Regions from separate parts of the Homo sapiens genome. Here region 2 is linked to region 1. A link is a loop called in an ENCODE intact Hi-C map of the cell type or tissue named here. Cell type or tissue: B cell. All regions are shown on one strand. Links, peaks and the distances in the headings refer to the core of each region. The heading gives the core; the rest is flanking DNA.

Region 1 (7,129 bases), core at 2,377-4,876:
TGTAGTTCTCCTTGAAGAGATCCTTCAATTCCCTTGTGAGCTGTATTCCTAGGCATCTTATTCTGTTTGTAGCAATTGTGAATAGAAGTTTATTCACGATTTGACTCTGCTTGTCTATTGTTGGTGTATAGGAATGCTTATGGCTTCTGCACACTGATTTTGTACCCTGAGACTTAACTGAAGTTGCCTTTCAGCTTAAGAAGCTTTTCAGCCGAAACAATAGGGTTTTCTAGATATAGGATCATGTCACTTGCAAACAAAGACAATTTGACTTCCTCTCTTCCTATTTGAATATCCTTTCTTTCTCTTACCTGATTGTCCTGGCCAGAACTTCCAATACTATGTTGAACAGGAATAGTGAGAGAAGGCATCCTCGCCTTGTGCTGGTGTTAAAGGGGGATGCTTCCAGCTTTTGCCCATTCAGTATGATATTGGTTGTGGGTTTGTCATAGATGACTTTTATTATTTTGAGGTATGTTCCTTCAATACCTAGTTTATTGAGAGTTTAAAAATATGGAATGCTTCATGAATTTGCATGTCACCCTTGTGCAGGGGCCGTGCTGATCTTCTCTGTATCATTCCTATTTTAATATATGTGCTGCCAAAGCGAGTACTGATCACAAGTTCTTAGAAGTGGAGATAACTGAAGAAATGTGGGTGAGATGGAGTGTTGAATTTCATCTGCAGTAATTTCTGCATCTAATAAAATGTCATTATCTCCGTCTTTTATTCTTTAATTAAGTGGTAAAATGCATTACAGATTTGAAGTTTAAATATTCTTGTATTCTGGGGATGAATAACCTGGGCAGGATATTTAATTTATTTATAGCTCATTGGTGGACACAATCTAGTATTATTTTTCTCAGTATTTTTACCTCTAATTGCTTAGAAGTGATTATCTTATCATGCTTTTCTCTTATGTATTCCCTAGCTGGCTTTAGAATCAATGTTATTTATACATAAACAATAATGAGTTTACTGGCTTTCTCTATGTTTCCTCATTCTCTTGAATATTACGTATAAGTTCAGTAACCTTCTTCAAAGTTTTGGTAGAACTTATGTGTAAAACAGTCTGGATATGCCTGAACGGAAAAAAAGTTTTACAACTGTTTTAACTTCTTTACTTGTAGTAAGTTCTCCCCATTGCCATAATCTTGTTCATAGTCTCAAAATTATTTAAACCTCTACTATATCTTTAGTGGCATATTTATCTATCATAATGTTATTTTATTCTTAATTACCACTGCCTGTTTTATTTCTCCGTCAAAAAAACAGCTGCTTTTGGTGGGCTGGGCCCTCAGCAGTGGCAGCTGCCAGCTCAGCCTTGGTGAGTGGCGACGCAATTGCTGTGCCCATGTAGTGTCCATCACAGCCACCATGGCCACTTTGTGCAGGGACTCCATGAGCAAGGCCTGTGTGGCTGAGTGGCATCGTCCATCAAGCCATCTCACCCACCTGGTTACAGGGAGCCCCATCCCCTTAAAGACCCTCTGGTAGGCATCCACACACAACCACTATCGTCACACACTCGGCCTATAGCAAGAGGTCTATGCGTACCTCTCTCCTCTACCTCCCAGTTTTCCAACTCTATTTTCCTCGTTTGTGACTGGCCAGCCAAGCCATGAGCGACTGCCCATGACTCGTTCATTCATGCGCTATTGGACATCATTTCACACCCCCCACCTCCTATGGGTTTGTTTGGGTTTGATCCCTAGTTCCTGGCTCGAGAGCCATTTCCAAAGCTGTTCTGGTGTCAGCTCCCAAACCTACTGCTCTTGTTGTAGATTTTCCTCTTTATATGTATTTGTTTCCTGGAATTAAAAACAATTGCACTAATTTTTTCAATCCAGCATTTCCAAGGATGTGCAGTAGGAGCGATTCTTCTTAGCGTAGATAGAATTGCTTCAAAACATCAGCAAAGTATATTTGAGTGAAGGACAGCATGCGTGGAGAAAGAAGGACAATCCACAAGTGGGCAGTGGAGTTTCACATAGTGAACACTCAGGTAAACAACACCCACATCAAAGTACACCAATCACAGCCTCCCAGAAACATCACTGGATCTTACTCAGTCACAAACCACCCTCCCCAACCCTAGAGTAGCCACTCCTGATTTCTAACACAGATAAGTTCTGCCAGTTCCAGTTGAATGGCATTATACAGTCACCATCATGCTCCTGGGTCTCATCATCCTGCTGTGTGTGGTCATAGCCTATTCACTCCCATGGCTGTCCAATGCTCCACTTTATAAATAGCTCACATTTCTTGTCCCTTTGCTGTTGATAGACAATTGTGTTATATCCAGATTTTACAAATCGTGATGCTATGAATAATATTTTCATATATTTTGGCACACACATACATGCATTTCTATTGGTTGATAACTAAGACTGCTATTGCTGGGTCATAGGTGAGTAGATGCTTGGCTTAGTCTCTCAAAAAGCAAGTTTCTAGTAGTAAACAAACAGTACAGGAGGGTGAATCTCTTACTTAGAAATTATTCAGATAATAAATGAGGAAGGAATGAGAGACTGAGACTATAATAACTCTTTTGCAACCCATCAAGAATTAACAGATTTAACCATTGAACAGCAATGGCGATTAACAACACAATAAAAAAAACTAATGTGAGGTTCTTCCTCTTGATGGAAGAACACAATACAGCACCATCAAACAAATACAAGTGAGAAAGAAATCAAGCCTGAATAGAAGCTAACCTCCATAGCCAATTACCAATTTAGAGGCAATACAGATAATAAAAACACATATTCAAACAATGGCTTGGGGAGCAATCAGCAAAATGCACACTATGGGAAGTTCTACCACACAATATAAATTTCAAGAAAGAATCTATAGAATAAAAGAGAACAAAAGCATATTTCTAAAGGTAAAACTAAATCATAGTTTTGGATGATAAAAATATAAAATAGAACAAAGAAGTTATGATCGTAAAAGTCAGGATGTATTTTTATTTGGGGGAGGAAAGAGTTTATTGCTGAGCTGGGGCAAATGATGGGGCTTCTGGTTTGCTCCGCAAACGTCTATCCTTGGTGGTTAATGGGTGTTTACTTTTTATTAAAGGACACAAATTTTAGACCTTCTTTTTTTCCTTTTGGAGTCCTAGATTTTATTTTATGACACAAAGGCTAATGAAAAAATAATTTATAGAGTATGGTTACTGTTTTGCACGAAGCCCCCTCCCCATCTTCCCTCTGAGCACCCAGGACAACCAGCAGCCCCAGGACCCCCAGAAGGGGTGACCTCACTTCTAGGTGTGCATGCAGCTCACATCACCAGAGGCAATATGCAGGTCTACTCCTGGACTCCTGGAAGAACCTGATAGGACACAGCTGAAGGGAAGCCTTCCCTGCCATCTGCAGGCTCTTGGCCATCAGTGTAGAGGGAGCGGGTCCTCACCTCTCCACAGGCGCCTTCACGGCCAGAGCCTCCTCTCTGCATGGGGAGTAAGGCCTGGCCCTTCCCCTGAACACGGTGACATGGATCTCGCCAAAGGTGGAGATAACACCATTCCTCCCCCACCAACCTCACGCTTCTTTTGCTTTACAGGAAGATTGACGCAGGCTGGTGTCCAGTGAAGAAATGCGTGGTGCGTAGGAAGGAGAGGTGGATCTCAGGGCTGTGCGTGATCTGCAAAGGAAGCGCATCGACCACCAGGTGGCGCTGCTGCGCTGCTTCTGCTCCCTGGAGGTGGATGCCCAGGACGAGCTTTGAGGTGGAGAGAGGGATGTCATGGCTCATCCTCCAGTTTCCAAGTAAAAACCTTCCGGCCAATCTTGGCCGCGCGTCCTGGTGTAGCGAGCGGGCTTGGAGGAGCTCACCGCTGCTGTCATGGTTCGTTTGCTAAACTGCATCGTCGCTGTGTCTCAGAACATGGGCATCGGCAAGAACGGGGACCTGCCCTGACCGCCGCTCAGGAATGAATTTAGGTATTTCCAGAGAATGACACAATCTCTTCAGTAGAAGGTAAACAGAATCTGGTGATTTTGTGTAGGAAGACCTGGTTCTCCATTCCTGGGAAGAATCGACCTTCAAAGGATAGAATTAATTTAGTTCTCAGCAGAGAACTCAAGGAACCTCCACAACGAGCTCATTTTCTTGCCAGAAGTCTGGTTGAGATCTTAAAACTTACTTAACAACCAGAATTAGCAAATAGAGTAGACATGATTTGGATAGTTGGTGGCAGTTCTGTTTATAAGGAAGCCATGAGTCGCCCAGGCCATCTTAAACTATTTGTGACAAAGATCATGCAGGACTTTGAAAGTGACACGTTTTTTCCAGAAATTGATTTGGAGAAATATAAAATTCTGCCAGAATATCCAGGCGTTCTCTCGGATGTATTAAGTACAAATTTCAAGTATATGAGAAGAATGATTAATATGAAGGTGTTTTCTGGTTTATTTTAAGTTGTTCCCCCTCCCTCTGAAAAAAAGTTTATATTTTTACATTAGAAAAAAAGACTTTTGTTGACTTTAGATCTTTGGATAATTATTTCTAAGCAACATGTTTTTACTCCCCACTAATCTTGACTATATCAGATACCACTTATGAAATATTCTTGCTATAATTAAGTGCCTCTCCAAGACCCTGACTGAGTCCCCAGCACCTGCTACAGTGAGCTGCCATTCCACACCCATCGCATATGGGACTCTTGCCAGTCCTTGACATTGTCGGGCTTTTCAAATGTTGGTAGTATTTCTTAAAGATGAAGATGCACATACCCTCCAACTGAGAAGTTTCACTAGTGGGAAATACCGAAAGCTCCTTACGTGTATACCCAGAGGTTTGCACGCAAATGTTGCAGCCTTGTTTGTAACAGTGAAAAATTGAAAACAACCTGGAAGTCCAGTGATGGGAAAATGAATATATTTCTGTCTTTTGGGGAACCCAAAGCAGGTTCCAAGACTGCAATTTCAGTGAAAGCAGTTTATTTTCTAGGTCTTACCAGAAATCATCAATTGAGGTACGGAGAAATGGAACTGAGAAGGTAAGAAAACCAGTTTAAAGCCAGTGAGCAGGTTCTCACTGGTAACAAACTCCATACTGCTGAGATACAGGGAAACGGAGGGGAGAAAGCTGGCATATTGATCCCCCACTCCTTGGTTGTCAGCTCCCTGTCCTGTGTGTGGGCAGAATGTACTCCAGCTGCTCTATAGCAAGTCCCAGGTGTTTGCAGTAAGAAGCTGCTGGCATGCATGTGAACAGTGAATGGCAAACACTTAAAGCAATTTCATGTTTAAGTATATAAGCTCTTCATATCTTTTTTTTTTTTTTGACAGAGTTTCGCTCTTGTTACCCTGACGGAGTGCAATGGCACAACTTCAGCTCACTGCAACCTCTGACTTCCCAGGTTCAAATGATTCTCCTGCCTCAGGCTCCCATGTAGCTGGGACTACAGGCACGTGCCACGACGCCTGGCTAATTTTGTGTTTTTGGTGAAGACGGGGTTTCACAATGTTGGTCAGGCTGGTCTCAAACTCCTGACCTAAAGTGATCCGCCTGCCTCGGCCTCCCAAAGTGCTGGGATTATAGGCTTGAGCCACCCCAGATCTTTATTCTTTTTATGTAGTAAAAAGTATAAAGCCACGCATGGTTTATTTGAAATATTTTATGTTTTAAAAAAATACAGAAGCAGGAAAACCAATTCTAAGTTCAAGTGAGGGATGATGGTAGTTTGAACCAAAGGGTTGCATGTAGTAAGAAACTGTGATTTAAGATATATTTTAAAGTCAGAAGTAGCAGGATATTCTGATGGAGTTTGCCCTGGGTTTGGGCCCACTGAGTTTGAGATGCCTTTGAGAAATGAAGAAAGTAGAGAGAGAATAAAAGAAAAACTGGCCAGGCACAGTGGCTCATGCCTGTAATACAGTGGCTCAGCATTTTGGGAGGCAGAGACAGGCAGATACCTTGAGATCAGCTTGGGCAACATGGTGAAGCCCCATCTCTACAAAAAATACAAAAGTTAGCTGGGCATTGTGGCGCACACCTGTAGTCCCATCTACTCAGGGAGCTGAGATGGAAGGATCAATTGAGCCTGCGAGTTCGAGGCTGCAGTGAGTTGTGATTGTGCCACTGCACTCCAGCCTGGGTGACAGAAGAGACCTTGTCTCGAAAAAGAAGCTGAAAACAATGGAACCATGCCTTCAGAATTCCAGAAAGAAAGTTATTTTCAACGAATAAATCTATATTCAGCCAAATAATCAAGGGTGAAGGTAAAATAATACATTTTTAGGCAAGCAAAGACTCAGGGGTTACCTCCATGTATCTTTTGTTGGGAAACTATTGGAGAAAATACTCCAGCAAAATGAAGGAGTAGACAAACCAGAGAATGACATGGATCCAGCAAATAGGATCCAACACAGGAAATATTCCAGCTATGGAGCTGGCTTTAAAAAGAAACAGTAAAAATATTAATAGGTTAGCTGGGTGGAATGGCCCATGCCTGTAGTTCCAGCTACTCAGGAGGCTAAGCAAAGAGGTTGGCTTGAGCCCAAGATTTCCAGACCAGCCTGGCCACCATAGTAAGATTCCCTTCTCTTAAAAATAATAATAGGTTATGGCCAGATTTGGGGCATTTGGAAAGTAGTTCATTGAAGATAAAGCAAAAGTTAAAAAAAAAAAACAAGGGGGAAGGGTGGTTAGGCAATCATTAATTCTAGGGCAGAAGGAAGCACAAGGCAGGAAGCAAGAGCATAATACTCTGTTTTTCTCAACAATGAGCAATATGTACATACTCATAATGATGTGGTGACTACTTAGCCCCTAAATCTGGTAACTACTTTGGGACAATATGGGGGGAAAAGTGAAGGTAGTGATGGTGTAAGAGCTAAATCCTCATCTGTCATATCAAGAAATTACTATAGAATGTATAAAATAATCAAGAAATGACTAAGTAGTTATGTGAGAAAAAAATAGAAGACATTGCTAAAAGAGTTAAAAGTCATTGCTCTGGAGAATTAGGAGGGATGGGGCAGGGGACTGTTAGGATGCATTATAAACTGAAGAGGCTTTTTAAAATTACATGTATTAATATATGCACCCACTTGAAAAACTAAAAAAATAATAATTTGGAAAAACCCATGAAGGTAACTACCAGGAGGAAAAACTAAGA
Region 2 (7,129 bases), core at 1,504-4,003, 210 kb after region 1:
AGGCAGTACACTCCTTGTCAGCTAGGAACAAGTCTGTGTTTCTTGTGCTTTCCTACAAAGGATCCCTGCCCTCACTGTCCTAAGGTCCAATTTTCTTTCTTTCTTCTTTTTTTTTCTTTCTTTCTTTTTTTTTTTTTTTGAGATGGAGTTTTGCTCTATTGCCCAAGCTGGAGTGCAGTAGTGCAATCTCAGCTCACTGCACTCCGCCTCCCAGGTTCAAGCAATTCTCCTGCCTCAGCCTCCTGAGTAGCTGGGATTACAGGCATGTGCCACCACGTCTGGCTAATTTTTTTATTTTTAGCAGAGACAGGGTTTTACCATGTTGGCCAGGCTGGTCTCATACTCCTGACCTCCTGATCTGCCCGCCTCAGCCTCCCAAAGTGCTGGGATTACAGGCGTGAGCCACCGTGCCCCGCCCTAAGGTCCAGTTTTCAAACATGCTCACTCTCCCCCAGCTCCAGCTCGTTCAGATCCTAGCTCTACCACTTACCAGTTATGTGACCCTGGGCAAGCTTTTTGTTTGTTTGTTTGTTTGAGATGGAGTCTCGCTCTGTCGCCCAAGCTGGAGTGCAGTGGTGCGATCTCAGCTCACTGCAACCTCCGCCTCCCGGGTTCAAGTGATTCTGCTGCTTCAGCCTCCTGAGTAGCTGGGGTTACAGGTGCACGCCACCACACCTGGCTAATTTTTGTATTTTTTTTTCAGCACAGATGGGGTTTCAACATGTTGGTCAGGATGGTCTCGAACTCCTGACCTCGTGATCTGCCCATCTCGGCCTCCCAAAGTGCTGGGATTACAGGCGTGAGCCACCGTGCCCAGGCTTTTTTAAAAAAATTAATTAATTTTTTGGTAGAGACAGGTTTTCACCATGTTGCCCAGGCTGGTCTCGAACTCCTGAGCTCAAGTGATCCACCCTGCCTTAGCCTCCCAAAGTGCTGGATTATAGGTGTAAACCACCATGCCCAGCCCTGGACAAGTTCCTTAACCTCTTTGTGCCTCATTTTCCTTTACTGTAAATGAGGATAATATTAGTACCACCTACATTCAATACACTTAAAATAGGGCCTGGCTCATAACAGTAAGCACTAGATGAATGTTGGCTACTATAGTCTAATAACCATAACACTCCTACAGCTGACTTTACCAAGAGGCAGTGGCAAAACTCAAATGTGAATCTAGGCTTTCTGAGGCTAACTGCCTCAAGTCACGGAGAAAGACATGCCCAGATTATTAAAAACATTATTCAACATAGAACTGCCCTAACCCAGGAACAGAGTGCCTCAGCAAAGCTGGAAACTGAATCAAGTCTAAACTTGGCCTCTAGTGGCCTCAGAACATCCCCACTGTGATATCTTTCTGATGATATCCCAGGTCCTGTATGAGCTAAACGGGACCAAAAAGGGTCAGTCTGGCAGAGAGCTTCTGACTGTGCACACTTCTGGTGGGAAGATGAAGGTCTGGACCACGACCATCCATCCAATCTGATGGGAGTATGGGAGGCAGGCAGCAGGGTCTTGTGGAGACCTTACTCATTCCAGCCTGGCGCTTCAACCACCCAGGGGCAAAGCTGCCCTGCTTAATGCTCACCTTGGCTGCTGTGGTCTTCCAGGCTGACCCTCCAGTCATCACCCCGGGGCTCGGCATGCAGTTCGGCGTGGATCCCAGAGATGAGGCCAGGCTCCTGCTGGGGCCGCAGGGCCACATCACACAGGTCGGCCCTGTGGCCCAAGCGATAGGTGCAGCCAGCCCCGGCGGGGGGGTGGAAGGTGTAGAGATCACCGCCCCTGCCGCCCCCTATGCGCAGCAGTTGGAAGCAGGGCAGCATGGGCGGTGCCCCCTCTGCACCACCTCTTCCACTTCAGGCATCCATTTCCTTTCCCACTCCTGGGCCACGCACCGCTGGCTTAAGTTCGCTTCCCAGTCTGATGCAAACTTGAGTTGTGCTGTATGCGGTTTCAACTTTGAGCACACTACCTGAATAGCCCAAATTCAGAGTGCAAGCAGCCTAGGACTCAATGCAAAATTGGTTAAGCCGACTTGCAAATGAAAAATTCCAGGAAGGTCTCCGTGCAATGCAAACTCAGGAACACGTCCTATGGCACCTCACTTGAGCTGGATCCTCAGATCGCAAAATATTTGGGGAGCCTCCAATCTGCAAGGCAAGGATACTTTAGGCAGCTCCTGTGTGTGTCGGGGTGGCGGGGCGCGGGGAAGGAGGTCCTGTTATACACACGTCTACGTGCAATACGAACACATCACCTCTGTGTAATTCGGAGAAGAGTAGCTTCTTCCTGTCAAACTTGCTTATCCTAATAGAGCACTCCTGCTTGCCTGCGCCCCGATCTTCTGGCCAATCCCTCACTCATAACTGGTTGAACCTCCGAGGGCAATGAATCCACTGTCATCCCCCAAAAGAAAGTGCAAACGAGTCCTTAAGTACTCCAACAAATTGGACCTAAACCCCTACTTCCCGGCTTCTCTAGGTGGGATAAAAACAGGAAGGAGCTCCCCGCGATCATGCAAGGCATACCCGGCCTTTTCCCACTCCGCCCCAGCCCCGTTTCGGATCTACCCGCGCGGCGCAGTCTCCGAGTAGCCTCCTCTTCAAGCAGTGCCAGCCTGTGCGGCGGATCCCGGGACCCCTTGGGCTCCTCGGCAGGAGCCGACGTTGCTGCATCTGTTTGACAGCCAAGAAGCCGGGGCCAGGAGGGGCGCGGCCTCTGCGCGCGGGCAGCGCCTACCCCTCCTTCGGAATTCCCGGGCCCGAACTTCGCGCCGAGCGAGCCCGCCCCCGTGCCGTTCCCGATTGGCCAGCTCATGTGTTCTCTTCCGCGCCATTGGACAGCGCCCCAAGATCTCCCGCCTTCCACTTTTTCTGATTAGTTCACAAGTTTTCCCGGGTTGCCGCAGTGAGGAGGAGCCGCCTGGGCGCGGAGATGCTCCGACGCATTTAGTGGGCCCAAATTTAGACGCCACTGCGCCTGCGTACACCTTTCCCCCTCCTCCCAACAGAGTGAAATAGGACTTTAGGGCGCCCGCCTTGCGCAGGCGCGGTCAGGGGCAGAGGCGGGGCCGGGAGCGAGGCGTAGGGGGTGTGGCCAAAGCGCAGTAGGGGGCTCTCGCGGTTGGTAAGGGACGTTCGGGAAGAGTCGGTTGGGGGCGGGAAGGGGCTGAGCGGGGGTCCTGGGAGGGTTCAAGGGGTCCAAAGGGGAAGGGGGTACAGGGGCCAGGTGAAGGGACAGATGAAGAGATCAGAACAGCCTTAGAGCTCACGGGCTAACTGGGTGAAGCCTCGGGTATCTAGGGGAGCAGTGGTGGGAGAGTAGAGCCGGCTAGCGTACAGGGGGCGAGGGCAGGCTATTGAGAGATGGGGGTGAGGGTCAGGACCAGAATAATTCCTTCAGAAAAAGGTAGATTAGGTTGTAAAAAGGGACGGGAGTAGGGATCCCAGATTCGGGTAAAAAATAGATTAATGAGGGTGGGAGGGTGGGAGGAAGATCTTAAAGTGCCCACTATGTGTTAGGACTCGAGAAAGAGGAGGCGGGCAGCAGGCATGGAAGCTAAGGGGATAGTAGAGAGAAGCTGAGAGAACAGCCGCAGGAAAGATTTGAATAAGATGTCAGGACGCTGGCTTTTCTGCCTGGGGATCTAGGCGGCCTGGATTCCCAAGGTCTTGGGGAGGGTCTAGCCCTGCATGTGGCCACATTCAGCTGGGGCCAGGCCTTGGGCCAGCACTTTAACAGGGAAGGACCCAAGAGTCATGGCCTGCTGGTGTCTGGATGGGCTTCCCTCAGGCCTTGCTGAGCCATGGAGAGAACTCTGGAGATGGCGCTCAAGACCCCTGCACTGTGTACCTCCTTTCTCACCTCTGGCCAGGAGCAGCAGGGACCATAGAAACTTAAGGAGGAGGGTAGAGGCACTGCCCAGAATCCTGAAAGTATGAGTAAAGCCTCAGAGCCCCTCTCAGTCTGTCTCTTTCAGTAAATTCTCTCCACTTGATAGTTGCTTGGGTTCCATGAGGAACCAGGTTGAGACAAGCAAGTGAATTTGGGGTATCTCCTACTTTGGGGAAGTAGGAAAAGAGCTAAGCATCGGGTGGACCTGGCTATAATTCAAGGATTATGACTTTGTTATTGTAGGGGCTTTCTCTTTGGAAGGTGGCCTGAAAATTGAATTGGAGTGTCTTTGTTTCTCCTCTTGTCCAGGGGAACATAGATGGCTGGAGACAGAATCTAGAGCCTTCAAATAATGTGGAGATGTTTCCACCTTCAGGTCAGTGGGACCAGACAAGGGGAGTGGTGGTTGTCTCTGCCTGGGAAACTGACCATCTTTGTTTTTGTAATTCTTCAGGTTCCACTGGGCTGATTCCCCCCTCCCACTTTCAAGCTCGGCCCCTTTCAACTCTGCCAAGAATGGCTCCCACCTGGCTCTCAGACATTCCCCTGGTCCAACCCCCAGGCCATCAAGATGTCTCAGAGAGGCGGCTAGACACCCAGAGACCTCAAGTGACCATGTGGGAACGGGATGTTTCCAGTGACAGGCAGGAGCCAGGGCGGAGAGGCAGGTAGGGATCCATCCACGCCGTTTTCTCAGGCTTGCTTGCTAGTGACCCTTCCTCACTGGAATAAACTCCTTACCCTATTTCGGCCCTAGTTTCCAGAACGTACTCATTTTTATGTAAGCAATTAGTTCCTACAGTGCATAAATAATAAAGCAGTGTGCTAAGTGCTAGGGATGAGGATAACAATAGTGAATAAGACAAATCCTGACTTAAATTTGTAATTAATAAGGAATCTAAAATCCTAAGAGGGGAGATAGATTGACCACCAGCTGATGGTAAAGCATGGTATGAGGCAAGATGAAGAAGTGCAAACTAGAGGTAGAGACCCAGCACTGTGGCAGTGTGGGTTCATTCTGATGGAAGAAAGCCTTTACAGAGGACATGCTGTGGGAGCTGGCCATGCTGTCGTATTATCTGTAAACATTCTTATTCTTGTTTCATGTGTCTTTTCCCAGATGTACTGGGATATCATTCTGCCATTTTGCTCCAGAATAGGATTACATTAGAAGAAGCAGCATGATGAAGAAGGAATACTAGACTGGGTGTCAGGAGACAGAGACTCTATTTCTAGTTTGGCTACCAGCTAGAGGACATTTGGCAAGTCACTTAATTTCCCTAGCCTACAGATCGCTGCTACTAAAGAAAGAAAGAAAGAGCGAGCCAGATATGGCGGCTCACACCTATAATCCTAGCACTTTGGGAGCTGAGGCAGGAGGATCACTTGAGCCCAGGAGTTCATGACCAGCGTGGGCAACAAAGCGAGACTCCGTCTCCACAGAAAATAATTAGCTGGCTGTGGTGGCATGCATTTGTAGTCCTAGCTACTCAGGAGGCTAAGGTGGTAGGACCCCTTGAGCTCAGAAGTTGAAGACTGCAGTGACCTATGATCCAGCCACTGCATTGAGGCCTGGGTGACACAGTGATACCCTGTCTCTAAAAACGACAACAACAACAATCTCTTATAGTCCTGGGTCTCAGAGAGCTGCCTCAGGAGCCATGTTCCAAGCTGGATTAAACTTCACGTGACATTGGTAGACGATTTCTCTAAAGGCTGGCACTGTGTTATTTATGTACTGTTCTCTCAGACTCCTCATAAAGTATACCTAACACTCAATAAATGCCTTTTTTTTGAGATGGAGTCTCACTCTGTCGCCCAGGCTGGAGTGCACTGGGGAGATCTTGGCTCACTGCAAGCTCTGCCTCCCAGGTTGACGCCATTCTCCTGCCTCAGCCTCCCAAGCAGCTGGGACTACAGGCACCTGCCACCATGCCCAGCTAGTTTTTTATATTTTTAGTAGAGATGGGGTTTCACCGTGTTAACCAGGATGATCTCGATCTCCTGACCTCGTGATCCGCCCGCCTCGGCCTCCCAAAGTGCTGGGATTACAGGCATGAGCCACCGCGCCCAGCCAATAAATGCCTTTTAACTAGCACCTGGCCTCACCATATTGATACTGGAAGCTTACGACCTCTCTATGCCCATTCCTCCCTCAAACTTCTTGCCCTTAAATTAGAATTGAGAAGTCCCTGTGTGTTCTTCCAACCTTTCCACTTAAAATGTGTGGCCTAAAAATAAAAAAATAAATAAGACAAAAAAACCACCAAAAAACAAAAAGAATGTGTGGCCTAATGATATACACATTTGATGTTGAATCCTCCTGTATGTAGCTCTCTCTAGGGAGATCATGTTCCACGATCTCAGCCAGACTTTAGGTCCTGTGAGTCCAGGCACTGGACTCAACATGCTCAATAGGGCTTTGATGAATGATGATGATGTCAATGCAGACATCCCCATACCCCAGCTTCAGCACCCCCTTCACCTCCCCACACGGAAGCAGAGGGGTCCTCTTTTCCTTCTCCTGGCTATGTTTATGCCCTCAACTATCCTTCCAGCACTGGAGACAAGTCTCACCTGCACTAACCTGTCTTTGAAGGTCCTGGGGGCTGGAGGGGTCACAGGCCCTGAGCCAGCAGGCTGAGGTGATCGTTCGGCAGCTGCAAGAGCTGCGGCGGCTGGAGGAGGAGGTCCGGCTCCTGCGGGAGACCTCGCTGCAGCAGAAGATGAGGCTAGAGGCCCAGGCCATGGAGCTAGAGGCTCTGGCACGGGCGGAGAAGGCCGGCCGAGCTGAGGCTGAGGGCCTGCGTGCTGCTTTGGCTGGGGCTGAGGTTGTCCGGAAGAACTTGGAAGAGGGGAGCCAGCGGGAGCTGGAAGAGGTTCAGAGGCTGCACCAAGAGCAGGTGAATGCAGGGGTAGAAAGGATTCAAATTCATAACGGAGAGCTGGGCAGTAGCTTCCAAGCAAAGAACAGGTATTGCAGAAAAGACCCTCCATGAGTAGTGAGTAGTAGAGTGATGAGACCTTTGGTGAAAATAAACACACATGGCCTAGAAAGATGGAGAATTTGGGTACTTTTATCTTAATTCAGGTTGCACTTTTCCCCCAAGACTCAGGTGGCCTCCCACCACTTGAAGCCCTGCTTCCCTTTCTAGTAGGAAATAGTTTGCCTCCCTACTTTACTCCAGGTACCAATTCATCAGGGGTATTGTGGAGGGCAGTGAGGAAGGTGGGT

What was found. Peaks named below come from ENCODE experiments on the same cell type or tissue, not always from the same donor. Only the 100,000 strongest peaks of a DNase experiment are listed, where the experiment ranks them.
Region 2: a loop joins it to region 1, with 11 times the contacts of the local background. A loop is called at or near these places in 9 of 110 quality-filtered maps.

The regions. Positions count from the first base shown.
Region 1 is chr6:31,363,619-31,370,747 of GRCh38, reverse strand. It overlaps the pseudogene DHFRP2 and the pseudogene RNU6-283P. Among named protein-coding and RNA genes, the nearest start is that of HLA-B, 10 kb to the right of the region's middle. In B cell, for the core only: CTCF peaks have their summits at 3,503 and 3,712 (motif pointing right); a DNase peak (open chromatin) is centred at 3,687; H3K4me3 peaks cover 828 bases; H3K27me3 peaks cover 708 bases.
Region 2 is chr6:31,154,164-31,161,292 of GRCh38, reverse strand. CCHCR1 (coiled-coil alpha-helical rod protein 1) reads left to right here and starts at 3,491. Exons shown (of 18, transcript NM_001105564.2): 1 at 3,491-3,908; 2 at 4,204-4,270; 3 at 4,349-4,562; 4 at 6,494-6,797. The coding sequence starts at 3,693. TCF19 (transcription factor 19) reads right to left here and starts at 2,704. Exons shown (of 4, transcript NM_007109.3): 1 at 2,571-2,704; 2 at 1,586-2,396. The coding sequence starts at 1,823. RefSeq lists enhancers at 1-101, 3,249-3,749, 3,750-4,250, 4,984-5,599 and a silencer at 1,842-2,025. In B cell, for the core only: no CTCF peak of the experiment used is centred there; DNase peaks (open chromatin) are centred at 1,772 and 2,942; H3K4me3 peaks cover 2,299 bases; H3K27ac peaks cover 1,078 bases.